Regions from separate parts of the Homo sapiens genome. Here regions 1 and 2 are each linked to region 3. Evidence: chromatin loops called from intact Hi-C (ENCODE). Cell type or tissue: CD4-positive, alpha-beta T cell. All regions are shown on one strand.

Region 1 (4,000 bases), 75 kb after region 3:
AGTAAATATCTTAGGCTTGGCCGGCTAGGTGGTCTCTATCACAAATACTCAACTTTGGCAGTTGTAGCACAGATAATGTGTAAACACATTAGTGTGACTGTGTTCCAATAAAACTTTATAACACTGAGATGATTTTCAGGTAACTTTTCACATCACAAAATATTATTCCTTTCACTTAAAAAAAACTACTTGAAAATGTGAAAATTGTTCTCAGGCTGTATCCAAGAATGGCAGACTGAATTTAGCCAGGGACTGTAGATTTCAGATTCCTGCTCTACACTACAGCCATGGATCTTTGTAAAACCCCAGTCAGTTCACTGTGCCCCCTGCTTGAACTTTTACATATTCCCAATGGCCTTAGGATAATAAGCCAAATCATGTAGCCTATGAGGACTGTATAGTCTGGCCCTACATACATTTCCATCCCCACTGTCTATACTTCAGCAGCAAGAGCCTCTCTGGGTTTCTCTTTCTCAGCATCATGCTGTCTCCACATCTTTAGAATACTCTGCTCTCCACTCTCTAGTTCATTTGCAGATCTCAGCTCACTGCAACATTATTTATAATAGCAAATAACAAAATGAAAAGTGGGGTGGGGGCATAACATTCCCAACACTAGGGAAATGAATCATGGAACACCAGGCAGCCATTTTATAACTGTAGATTAATGAGAAACAATGTTGATTAGATATTAAGAGAAAACACTCATGTTACAGTAATACCTATTATTTCATATTGTTGTAATACATTTATACATATATACGTAGGTGGAAAAAATCTTGAAGGGAATGCACCAAGCTGTTCAGAGTGATAACTCACGGGCAATGGGGTTATGGGTGGTCTTTTCCTTTTTTGCTTATCTATATTTTCTAAAATAAACATGTATTAAGAAAAGTCAACATGAATTTTTAAAAACCAACAACTAAAAAAAAACCCCTTAATTTCAGGTGAATATGTTAGAAAGTTATGAAGTTATGTGAGGGCTGGGGAAGGAAAGGAGAGGTTTTCACAGTTTGATCTAATTCAAAACTAAATCTGTGAAATACTCAAGTTTCCTAAAATCACTCAGGATAAGTGTGTGATATATTGGTGGACATATTTTAGTTCCTGGGCTTTGACATTAATTGTAACAGATTTTTAAAGGGTAGCTCTTTTCTCCATTAAAAAGAAACGAGGCTGGGCATCGTGGCTCACGCCTGTAATCCCAGCACTTTGGGAGGCCAAAGTGGGCAGATCACCTGAGGTCAGGAGTTCGAGACCAGACTGGCCAACATGGTGAAACCCCGTCTCTACTAAAAATACAAAAATTAGCCGCCTGTGGTGGAGCGCATCTGTAATCCCAGCTCCTCAGGAGGCTGAGGCAGGAGAATCCCGCTGGAAACCGGGAGGCGAAGGTTGCATTGAGCTGCGATGGCACCACAGCACTCCAGCCTGGGCGACAGTTGAAATGGAATCAACTGAGTTCTCCCTCTTCAACTTGATTTAAATCATCAACCCAAAACCCAATTCCTAAACCCCAAAACCAATGACTAAAATCCTCATTAAAATGAGTGCACATGCCAATACTAAGAATGTTGTGTCATTCTTCATCAAAAGTAATTACCTCAACACAAGAGGAGACAAGTACGCATGGAAGTAAACCCAAAATCCCAACTAACGAGCATCGTTCTGAGATCAGTGGCCACAGGGAATAATTCTGAAATTGGCATCACATCTACGCAAGATAACAACCTGGAGGTCTTATTTTTATAGAATATCAAGAACAAAATCATCCAAAAGGCACACGATGCCAAACTAAAAATAAAGAGCGAAAATCCAAAAAGTTGCGCGCAATTCCTTCTGAAACCTATCCGCCTCCTACTCCTGTCCCTTCCTCTGGCGCTGGCGGGTCCTCGTCCCGAACCCCCACCGCAAGCCCTGGAACGGCTTCTTAACCCTTTTCTCGGCGGCTCCGCCCCGGCCCCGCCCCAGCCATGCCTCGCCCCCGCCCCGTTTGCCGGCTATTGGCTTCTCCCATCCCCTACCAGAGGGTGACGAGACGGGAAGCCGGGAAGCCGGGAGGGATCTACTGTGCACGTCCAAGGCGCTGGGCCTAGAGCAGGAGAAAGGGTTTGGAGGTGCGTCGGAGACTATGAAGTGCGGCCTTCGGCGTGATCCTTTCCGGAAGCGGAAGCTCGGGGGGCGGGCCAAGAAGGTCCGGGAGCCCACGGCGGTTGTTTTTTCTGTGAGGCTTCACTTACCTCGGTCTGGGCTTCTCTGAGGCTGCGAGAGATGGTCATGTCCGGATCTCAACTGGGCCGGGTGAGGGCTGAGGACCTGAGGAGTCCACTGTGGGGATGGAGAGGGACAGGGGGGTTTTCGGGCCAGAAACTTGTAAAACTCTGCTCGAAAAAAGAGACCGTGCGGCGACATTTAAGTGCTGGGACAGAGGTGCAGGAAACACCTAATCTTACCTTCGTAACACAGCCGCTTGGTCTCTAGATGTGTTTCTGTTTAAATCGTCGTAGCCCTCTAGAGCGCCGGCTTTCGGGTCAGGCCGGGGTTCAAGTCCCAGCCTTCGCCGCTGGGTCCAGTGACTTAAGCTCTCTTAGCTTCAGGTATTTGCACATTGGGATTCCACTACTTTTTACTTCTCGGAACTTACTATTCCTAAGCTGCAAAATAGGCAGAAACAAGCATAAAATTCTGTCTCAAAGAATTGGGAAGGTTAAATGAGAGAACCCGGTAAAAACATCCATCACACAATTGGCGTAGACATGCAACAGAATTTAGTTCCTTTGAAAACACGTAGTTTGCCACCGTCTTAATGATAACAGCAGCTAACATTTAGATAGGACTTATGTGGCAGATACTACTCTTAAGTGCTTTTATGTATTACATAGAATAACCCATTTCATAGTCGCAATATCCTTATGAGGTAGGTACCATTATCCGTCTTTTACACATGAGGAAATTGAGGGCTGGAGGGTTCAAATAACTTCCTAACGGTTACACAGCTGTGGAATCAAGATTCAGACTCACAAAGCTGATGCCAGAGTCCATTCTTCTTTTAGACATTTTACCTAGTAGATGTATGACTTTGAACAAACCACTTTCCTGAAATTTAGGTTCCTACCTCACAGAAATAATAACAGGGTATGGATTAAGTGGAAATGAAAGACCTTAGTACACTCTAAGTCATTCTACAAGGGCAGTATTATCTTGTACTTCTTGGTAGGAGATATGACTACCAAGAAATGCTTATATGATTCTCAAATAGCAAAATTAAAAGTTTAATGATAATAACCCCATAGAAGTAAGTGTAAAATAAAGCAAACTGATTCTCCTGTATTGTGATCAGGACACTCCTTTTGGAGGGCAGCTTTGCAGTTTGTATCAAGAGTTATTAAATTGCCAATAACCTTTCACCAAATAATTTTCCTTTTAATCCTAAATATGAGAAGGCTATTTTCAAGAGGTAGAAAGGTTTATTCCAGGTTTTTTTAATTATGAAAAATATGAAACAAACCAAGACCATATTATATTATTTCCACTGAAAGAAATATTATACAACCATTAAACATTTTTGAGTATTAATATGAAAAAGATTTAAAAGTAGAAAACACAAGATTCAAAATTGCAAATATCTAGTTAATATGACTAAGTAAAAAATGCATATGAAAAAAGATTGGAAGCCCCAATAGCAAAGAACACATCTATTACCTAGATCTTGGTTTCCAAGTACCACTGTCCACTCAGGAGTCATGGTGTCTTGGAGAAATGACCAACTCCAGGGCTGAGCAGGGGTAATATAACAAGAGCATGGATACATCAAACTAAAAAGCTTCTGCACAGCACAGGAAATGATTAATGGAGTGAAAAGGCAATCTACAGAATGGGAGAAATCCAAGCCATGTATCTGATAAATAATTAATATCCAAAATACATATAAGGAATTTCTGTAATTCAAAAGCAGAACAACACATGATCTGGTTAAAAAATGAAAAAAGGATTTGAATAG
Region 2 (4,000 bases), 150 kb before region 3:
CCTGGCAGAAAGGCTGTTATGGACATTGGAATTGGATTTTTACACTAGATATGACACCTCTTTGCGTCAGATCACATTCGTTTTTGATAGACTCTTGCCGAAAAATTGCTCCAGGGTCTGTGCAGTAGCTAAAGCCTTTTTGTTGTTGTTGTTGTTTTAAAAGCAGCATTCAATGTTTTCATGAAGACCTTCCCCGCAGTGATTTCATTGGGAATATGGTCTTTAGCTCTGGTCCTGAATAACTCACACTGAGGAAACCTCTAACAAGTGTTTTATTGGAAGATGTCTGATGGATGGTTGGTTTTAATAACGAATCTCTTCCCTTTTTCTGTCCTCTGTGTTCTATTCTCCTTTCTCTACACATTATTCTGGGAGGATTCACCTATTCCCAAAGTCCTTTCCTCTTTATTTCCATTCCAGAGCTCTCTGTATAACTCCAGGCTGATGAATCCAACGGCCCAGTTGTTATCTCCACTTGGCTGTCTTTCTTGCATTGACCTCATCTTACCTTGCCTCTCCTGATTTCCTCTTCTGCCTGGGCTCACCACTTCAGATTCACACCACCATCCACCCAGCTTCCAAAACACCTGGGCCTCCTCCTTCATTCCTCCCTCTTTCTCAGTCAAGTTAGTCTACTGTCTCCTCTCCATCCTCACTGCCACAGCCTTGGTCCAGCCAACCATCTTGTCTCACTTGGCGTATTGCAGCCTCCTACCTGGTCTACTCACCTCCCACTCTCCTCCAGCCAGACTGCTCTTTTTATAGCACAAAGTGGATCATTACTCCCCTGCCTAAAAACATCTACTGTCTCCCTTTGTCTACAGGATAAACACGACAAAGAGCCTTTAAGATTTGGCTCCAACTTACCTCTATATTAGTCACTTTTTAGAATTATATGAACATCTCTCAGCTCCTCACCCTCTCACGTCTTGATTTTTGCACGTGCTCTTCCCTCTGCTGGGAATGATCTTCCACACCTCTCCTATCGACCTGGCTAATTCCTACCATTTTCTAGTCTTCAACTGAGGAGTCCTGTGGTGGAGAAAGATTTCTCACCACCTGATAGAGATTGCATGTCCACCCACCTCCGGACTTTTATTTATTTATTTATTTATTTATTTTTTTGACGGAGTTTCGCTCTGACCATGCAGGCTGGAGTGCAGTGGCGCGATCTTGGCTCACTGCAATCTCCGCCTCCCGGGCTCAAGCAATTCTCCCACCTCAGCCTTCTGAGTATCTGGAATTACGGGTGCCCACCACCACATCTGGCTAATTTTTTTTGTATTTTTAGTAAAGACAGGATTTCACCATGTTGGCCAGGCTGTTTTCGAACTCCTGGCCTCAAGTGATCCACCCACCTTGGCCTCCCAAAGTGCTGGGATTACAGGCAAGAACAACTGCACCTAGCCAATCGGGTGCCCCTTCTATTTGCTCCCATTGCCCCAGGCATACTGTCACCATAACTCTTACCATTCTGAGTTGAAAATGATTTTTTTTCTTTTTATTTCTCTCATTAAATGCAAAGCTCATTGAAAAGAGGACAGTGGTTGTTCACTGTTGTACTCCTAACCTTTGACTCAGTGTCCTGAGGTTGGCTTTAGAGCTGTGCACACATGTTCAGACATTGGAGCACATCTTATCTAGCACCTCTTTTGAGGTGGCTTAGAGAAAAGTCAGTAGGTACTTCCCCAAGAATGAAACAGAAGCTTCACCTAAATCAGTTCTTCAACTTCAGCCTGCATTAGACTCCTCTGAGAGCTTATTAAAAATACAGTCTCCTAGAGCCCACTCTTCAAGAGTCGGTGAGTTGCTTCATCATCAAAATATGTACAGAATTCAGGCAGTCTTCAGCGCCAGCCTGGTCTGAGCCACTGTGGACTCCCACCTGCAGAATCTCCCTGCTGGTCTCCTTGCTTCTGCTGTTACCTTCTTATTACCCATTCAAGTAGCCAGGGTGATCCTTTAAAAATTTTTTTTAAATTTGTTTGAGATGAAGTCTCACTCTGTTGCCCAGGCTGGAGTGCAGTGGTGCTATCTCAGCTCGCTGCAGCTCTACCTCCTAGGCTCAAGCCATCCTCCTACCTCAGCCTCCTGGGTAACTGGGACCACAGACATACACCACCGCACCCGGCTAATTTTTGTATTTTTTGTAAAGTCACGGTCTTGCTATTTTGCACAGGCTAGTCTTGAACTTCTGTGTGCACCCACCTCAGCCTCCTGCATTTTTAGGAGGCCCCTCTTGTACAGATTTTGATGCAGAGGGCTGGGTGCCTCATGTCTCCTCCCATCTCCCTCTGTCTTTCTGTCTCTGTCTCTGTCTATCTCTCTCTCTTTCTCTTTGCCTTATAGCTGCCCTGGGGACTAGACTCTGCCTTAGGCATCCCTCTGACTCTTGTTTGCTTTTACACTGAGTCTCCTTTAAGTTGCACATTGATCTGAAGCCTTGGGCTTCTGTTCCTATTCCTCGCTTTTGTTGGAAGGGCCGTGCAGCTTCTTGACAAATTGCAAAGGTGCCCACGAGTTTCCAAGTCCCCAAGAACCAAACCAGATGACAAACAAAGATGCAGCCCACAGCTGGGGAGACAGATTTCATGTCCACACAGAGACTCCAAGATGCTGAACTGAAATCCACCCTGGAACCTGTTTTCTCTCTCATTTAAGTTCAATGTCACCTGGGGGATTGCAGGGCAGGGCTGGTTACCATTCACAGGGCAAAGATGCTTTGAAATGGCAACTGAGAATGGTGTGGTGGTTGACAGATGGCACGTCACAGCATAGATTAATATGGAAAGAGAAACTCACCCCTTGGGGGGAATGTGTGAGGCTGGCAGCCACACAGAGGGCTTTTCCTGCGAGCTCTTGCACAGATGCAAACAGCCAGGAGGTTTTGCTTTCTGAGCCTGAGTGGAAGCATTTTCCTCCCTGCACATTGCCACTCTGCAGCAAATGTTTATTCCTGTTGCATTGATTAAAAGTGCTTACCAGGCCGGGCGCGGTGGCTCACGCCTCTAATCCCAGCACTTTGGGAGGCCGAGGCAGGCAGATCACAAGGTCAGGAGATCGAGACCATCCTGGTTAACACGGTGAAACCCCGTCTCCACTAAAAATACAAAAAATTAGCCGGGCATGGTGGCGGGCGCCTGTATTCCCAGCTACTTGGGAGGCTGAGGCAGGAGAATGGCATGAACCCAGGAGGCAGGGCTTGCAGTGAGCCGAGATTGTGCCACTGCACTCCAGCCTGGATGACAGAGCAAGACTCCGTCTCAAAAAAACAAAGTACTTACTGAAGGGGTTTGAGGGCAGTGGTGACAGTGTGAGTTATGGCTTTGCCGGCTGCCAGTGGAGCCATCCGCTCTGCACAGCCGTGCAAGGGTGTTTTGAAAAGTGGCTCAGCCGGCCAGGAGTGACTGGGTGTAAATGTTGCTGCCACAACATCTTGTAGCCTGACTGGGGCCGTGTTTGCAGAACCCCTAAACCACTACACTTGTTCAGGCTTAAAAATAAGCTTAGGTTTTTTTGTTTGTTTTGTTTTGTTTTGTTTTATGAGATGGAGTCTTGTTCTACCAACGGGTTGGAATGCAGTGGCATGATCTCGGCCCTGTGCAACCTCTGCCTCCTGCGTTCAAGTGATTCTCCTGCCTCAGGCTCCCGAGTAGCTAGGACTACAGGGGTGTGCCATCATGGCCAGCTAATTTTTGAATTTTTAGTACAGACGGGGCTTCACCATGTTGGCCAGGATGGTGCGATCTCTTGACCTCGTGATCTGCCCGCCTTGGCTTCCCAAAGTGCTAGGATTACAGGCGTGAGCCACTGTGCCTGGTCAAACATAAACTTACTTTCTTACCTCTTCTGCTGAACTCTATTTGCTTCTTTTCTCAACTTCTGCTGAACTCTATTTTGCTTCTTTTTTTCTGGATAAAGCTCTTCTTTATCCAGAGGAGCTTTTAGCAACAAAGTTAACCAATGACCTTCCCTAGTCTCTCCTTGCAACTGGCTCTCA
Region 3 (4,000 bases):
GAGCCCGCACACCAAAATAAAGATTTCTTCTGGCCGGGCGTGGTGGTTCATGCCTGTAATCCCAGCACTTTGGGAGGCAGAGGCGGGCGGATCACCTGAGGTCAGGTATTTGAGACCAGCCTGGCCAACGTGTTCAAACCCTGTCTCCACTAAAAATACAAACATGGCCCGGCATGGTGGCTCACGCCTGTAATCCCACTACTTGGGAGGCTGAGGCAGGAGAATCGCTTGAACCCGGGAGGTGGAGGTTGCAGTGAGCCGAGATTGCGCCATTGCACTCCAGCCTGGGCAACAAGAGAGTGAAACTCTGTCTCAAAAAAAAAAAAAAAAAAAAAAAAAAAAGAAGAAAAGATTTCTTCTGTGTGCATGGCTCAGCTCTGTGGTCCGCTAGGGTCCTTCCTCAATCCGCTTCCAATCTATGGAATCAGGAAAGACTGAACCAACCTAGATTTATTAATATTTTAGTATAACATAATACAGTGTTACTTATTATAGCATTGACCGTATATGCCCTTTTGCTCCTTGGAGGAAAGGCAATTAATAGCTATTATGTGAGTTAATAAAATAAGCCCAGGATTTATGAGTGTAACTAACCTGTTCCCATTGGTTTTCCTTGTCTCCTGCGGGCAGAGAGCTGATCAAAACAGCAAAAGCAAAGCAGTGCCCCTGGCCCAGTTCTGAGGCCAACCTTCCTTAACCACCCAGACCCATCCCCGGTTAGGACTTGCTGTGGATTCTCAGGTGACTCCATCTGAGGATACAGGGACTGAGAGGGTGTATGCAATATCTCAGACCCAGAAACTGTTGATTCTGTCTAAAAACACAGCAATAACCACATCCCACCCTCTTGATTTAGATGAAAGTGTTTGGCGGAATAAAAGATGAACCTTTTTTTTTCTTTGTCAGATCTTGCGCTCATTTGGTTCTGGTGGGGAACAACAGCTGTGAGAGAACAAGTGTATTCAATTAGAATTAATTCCCCCTCTTATTCTCACGGCTGAGCAGGGCTCAAGTGCCTCTCATCTGAAAGAGGTAATAAGATTTAATCTGTCTCCTCATCTACCTTCTGCAAGTATACTTAACAAATTAGCTCTCGGGACTCTTCCAAATGGAGTTTTATGAGGGATTTGCTAAGGTAAACGTTTTAGACTTTGAACACAATTCAGATTTCAGGGGCAGTACTGAAATCTGAACCGTGTCGCTAACTGCCCTGCCTTTCAACTCAAGACACAATAACTTTGAACTAAAATAATTATATTTTTGTTGTTTTCCACTCTGTCCCCACGTCTATATCACCACCACCCCCAATCCCGCCCCCCAGGAGCTAACTCCTCCTTCCTGTCCCTGCAAGATCAAAACTCCTCCTGGAAGCCCTGCTAGCTCTGTCTGCTCGCCTTCGTGGCAGATATTGCTATTGTACTTTCATGCTCATTTGTGTGGTAAGTACTTCAATGTCCACTTCTTCCACGAGCCCCTGAGCCCCTGGAGGGCCTGGACCACACCTAGTTTTTCTCACTGTTACACCTCCCTTGCCAGACACATGGTAGGCGCTTAATAAGTATTTGGTGAACGGATGGCTTGTTTGGTGACAGTCCAAAGGCTGGGGGACAGACAGAAAGCTCCCTCCTATCGGGCCCCAGACGGGTGGCGCTGATGGAGAGGAGGCTAGGATAACGCCTCCAGGACCGAAGCGCGCACCCGTAAGGCCCCTGCCAAAAAGACCTTCCTGAAGGCGGAGGAACTGCGAGTGCCTACGTTGGCCCAAGGCCTGACACTACGATCCCGGGGACCCTCGCCCTAACCGGCCCCACCTCCCGGGCCCCAAACCTGGACTCGGCCCCGCCCGAAGCTCCGGATCCTGGGGCCCGCCGCTGGCCCCGCGTCGGCAGACCGTGGGCTCGCTCCTGGGCCTGCCTCAAACCCTCCGCAGGTAACGCCTCCCGAACTTGAGCCACACTCCAATCCCCTCCTCAAACCCCTCCCCGTTTCTCACACCCTGGACCCCTCGCTCCGTCTCGGCCCCGCCCCAAGCCCAGCTCCCTCTCGGCCCCTGAGCCCAGCCCCGATCCGCCTCCCAGTCCCTTGGTCCCTGCCAACACCGGACCCTCCCTAAGCTCCGCCTCCCAGGGCCCGCCTCCTGAGCGCAGCCCGCAGCCTAGACTCGGCCCCGCCTCCCGGACCCTGGGCCCCTCCCCACGTCGGCCTGTCCTAAGATCCGCCTCCCAGAGTTCGAGCAGTGCCTGGCAACGTGCTACGACATAGTCAACGCCCCGCCCTGGCCCCGCCTCCTGAGCCCTTCTCTGGGTCTGGCCTTAGCCCCGCCCTAAGACCTGTCTCCTGGGCTCTGCTCCGACTCTCGCCTCCTGAACCCAATCATCGTTTACCCCCACCCTAACGCCCGCCTCCAGGACTCTTATCCTGCCCCCACGCAAGGCCCCGCCTCCAGGACGCCTCCAACCTGGACGCTTCCGAAGCCCCGCTTCCAGGATCGCCCTGTCCTGGCCCCGCCCCAGGACCCGCCAACCTGAACTCTCCCCAGGACCTGCCCCAACGACGCTTATCCTGGCCCTACCCCAGGCCTCGCCCTCATGACGCTCATCCTGGCCCCACCCCAAGCCCCCGCCTCATAACGCTCATCCTGGCCCCGCCCTAGAGCCGCCCCCACGACTCTCCTCCTGACCCTACCCGCAGGCCCCGCCCCCTCTCTGCCCCCGCGCACTGCCCTGGGCCCGCCCCGTCTTCAGTCCAGGCCCGGCTTCCGCACGGTCTCCCGGCAACACTGCGGCCCCGCCCACGTCATGGCGCCCGAGGAGAACGCTGGGACCTAACTCTTGCTGCAGAGTTTGCAGCGCCGCTTTCTGGCGGCGCGCGCGCTGCGCTCCTTCCCCTGGCAGGTGGGCGGCGGGGCGAGCGGAGAGGCCCGCAGGGCTCGCGGGAGTCCAGGGGCAGACGGGATGGGTCTCCGTGCAGAAGCCCCCGACACGCCCGCCACGTGAGTGCCTGGGCTCCCGCCAGTCAGGTCCGCGCGACCCGGTCCCCATCCCTGGGGCCTGGCCAGAGTCGCTCACACCCTTCCTGCCCCGCGGGCTGGCGGCATAAGCTGGGGGCCTCTCCACCGTCTTAGGGGGCAGAGGCGCACTCGTTGTGGGATACAGTTCACGATCATTTTCACGACTTTTTAAAGGCAGTAATCGTTCTGGTCACTGGGACACAGCTGCCCTCGCCCATTCTAAAAAGTCAGCGCCCTCAGGACCGCGGGTAACCACGTCCTCCTGAGCGCGGTGACCAGGTCACAGGCTGTCCCCTCGTGCCTCAGTGTTCTCATCTGTATGTTGAGAACTGCACAGAATCGGCTCATGCTCTGAGGCTCTCACACCTGTGATGGAAGAGACAGAGAAGGGGGTGGCCTCTCGTCTCCCTGGGGACCTACCATTCTCAGCACAGGCACATGGCAGGCAGCAGCCTCCCTTCTGCCAGTAGAGGGGCTTAATGCACCCGGCCCCATTTGTAATTCATGTGCAGTGAGCTCACTGGGATGAGTCAGTTTGGATATATATTCCTCCCTGGAATTTTATGGGGTGTTGCTTAATCATTTGCGTTATTCCATTGATATGAAATATTTAGCACTCAGAGATCATTTCTGGTCAGGAGAAATTTGTGCATTTTTAACCCAAAATAGAAACCTTCATAAAAGCATCATAGGTCTCCATTCAATATTGGCTATAATTGTTCACATGCCCACGCTGAATGCTAACTTGGGCTCACCCTCAACACCCATGAGGTGGGTACTATTATTATCACTCACATTTGACCAGAGGGATTGTTTGATTAGGGTGCAGTAGTTGAGAGTTCAGACCCAGGAGACAGCCTGCCTGCTTCAAATCCTGTCCCAACCCCTGGCCCTGTGTGACCTTGGGCAAGTGACTACATCTCTCTGTGCTGTTGTTTTCTTATTAATAAAATGGGGGATATAATGATACCTACCTCTTAGGGTTGTTGT

The links. Hi-C counts contacts between places; a loop is a spot of excess contacts. Peaks named below come from ENCODE experiments on the same cell type or tissue, not always from the same donor. Only the 100,000 strongest peaks of a DNase experiment are listed, where the experiment ranks them.
Region 1: a loop joins it to region 3, with 5 times the contacts of the local background. A loop is called at or near these places in 5 of 110 quality-filtered maps.
Region 2: it touches region 3 in a loop (7-fold over the local background); 25 of 110 quality-filtered maps call a loop at or near these places.

Annotation. Positions count from the first base shown.
Region 1 is chr3:125,988,398-125,992,397 of GRCh38, forward strand. It overlaps the pseudogene ALG1L1P. Among named protein-coding and RNA genes, the nearest start is that of ROPN1B, 21 kb to the left of the region's middle. In CD4-positive, alpha-beta T cell, no CTCF peak of the experiment used is centred here; a DNase peak (open chromatin) is centred at 2,164; H3K4me3 peaks cover 1,841 bases; H3K27ac peaks cover 1,051 bases.
Region 2 is chr3:125,760,024-125,764,023 of GRCh38, forward strand. The region is part of intron 2 of LOC112267908 (translation initiation factor IF-2-like); the gene reads left to right. Among named protein-coding and RNA genes, the nearest start is that of MIR548I1, 29 kb to the right of the region's middle. RefSeq lists an enhancer at 2,742-3,250. In CD4-positive, alpha-beta T cell, no CTCF peak of the experiment used is centred here; no DNase peak of the experiment used is centred here.
Region 3 is chr3:125,913,826-125,917,825 of GRCh38, forward strand. LOC102723696 (a long non-coding RNA gene) reads right to left here and starts at 1,821. Exons shown (of 5, transcript XR_007096049.1): 1 at 595-1,821. It also overlaps the pseudogene FAM86JP. RefSeq lists silencers at 1,970-2,019, 2,040-2,309, 2,870-3,069 and an enhancer at 2,520-3,110. In CD4-positive, alpha-beta T cell, no CTCF peak of the experiment used is centred here; DNase peaks (open chromatin) are centred at 1,824, 2,296, 2,726 and 3,396; H3K4me3 peaks cover 2,163 bases; H3K27ac peaks cover 1,962 bases.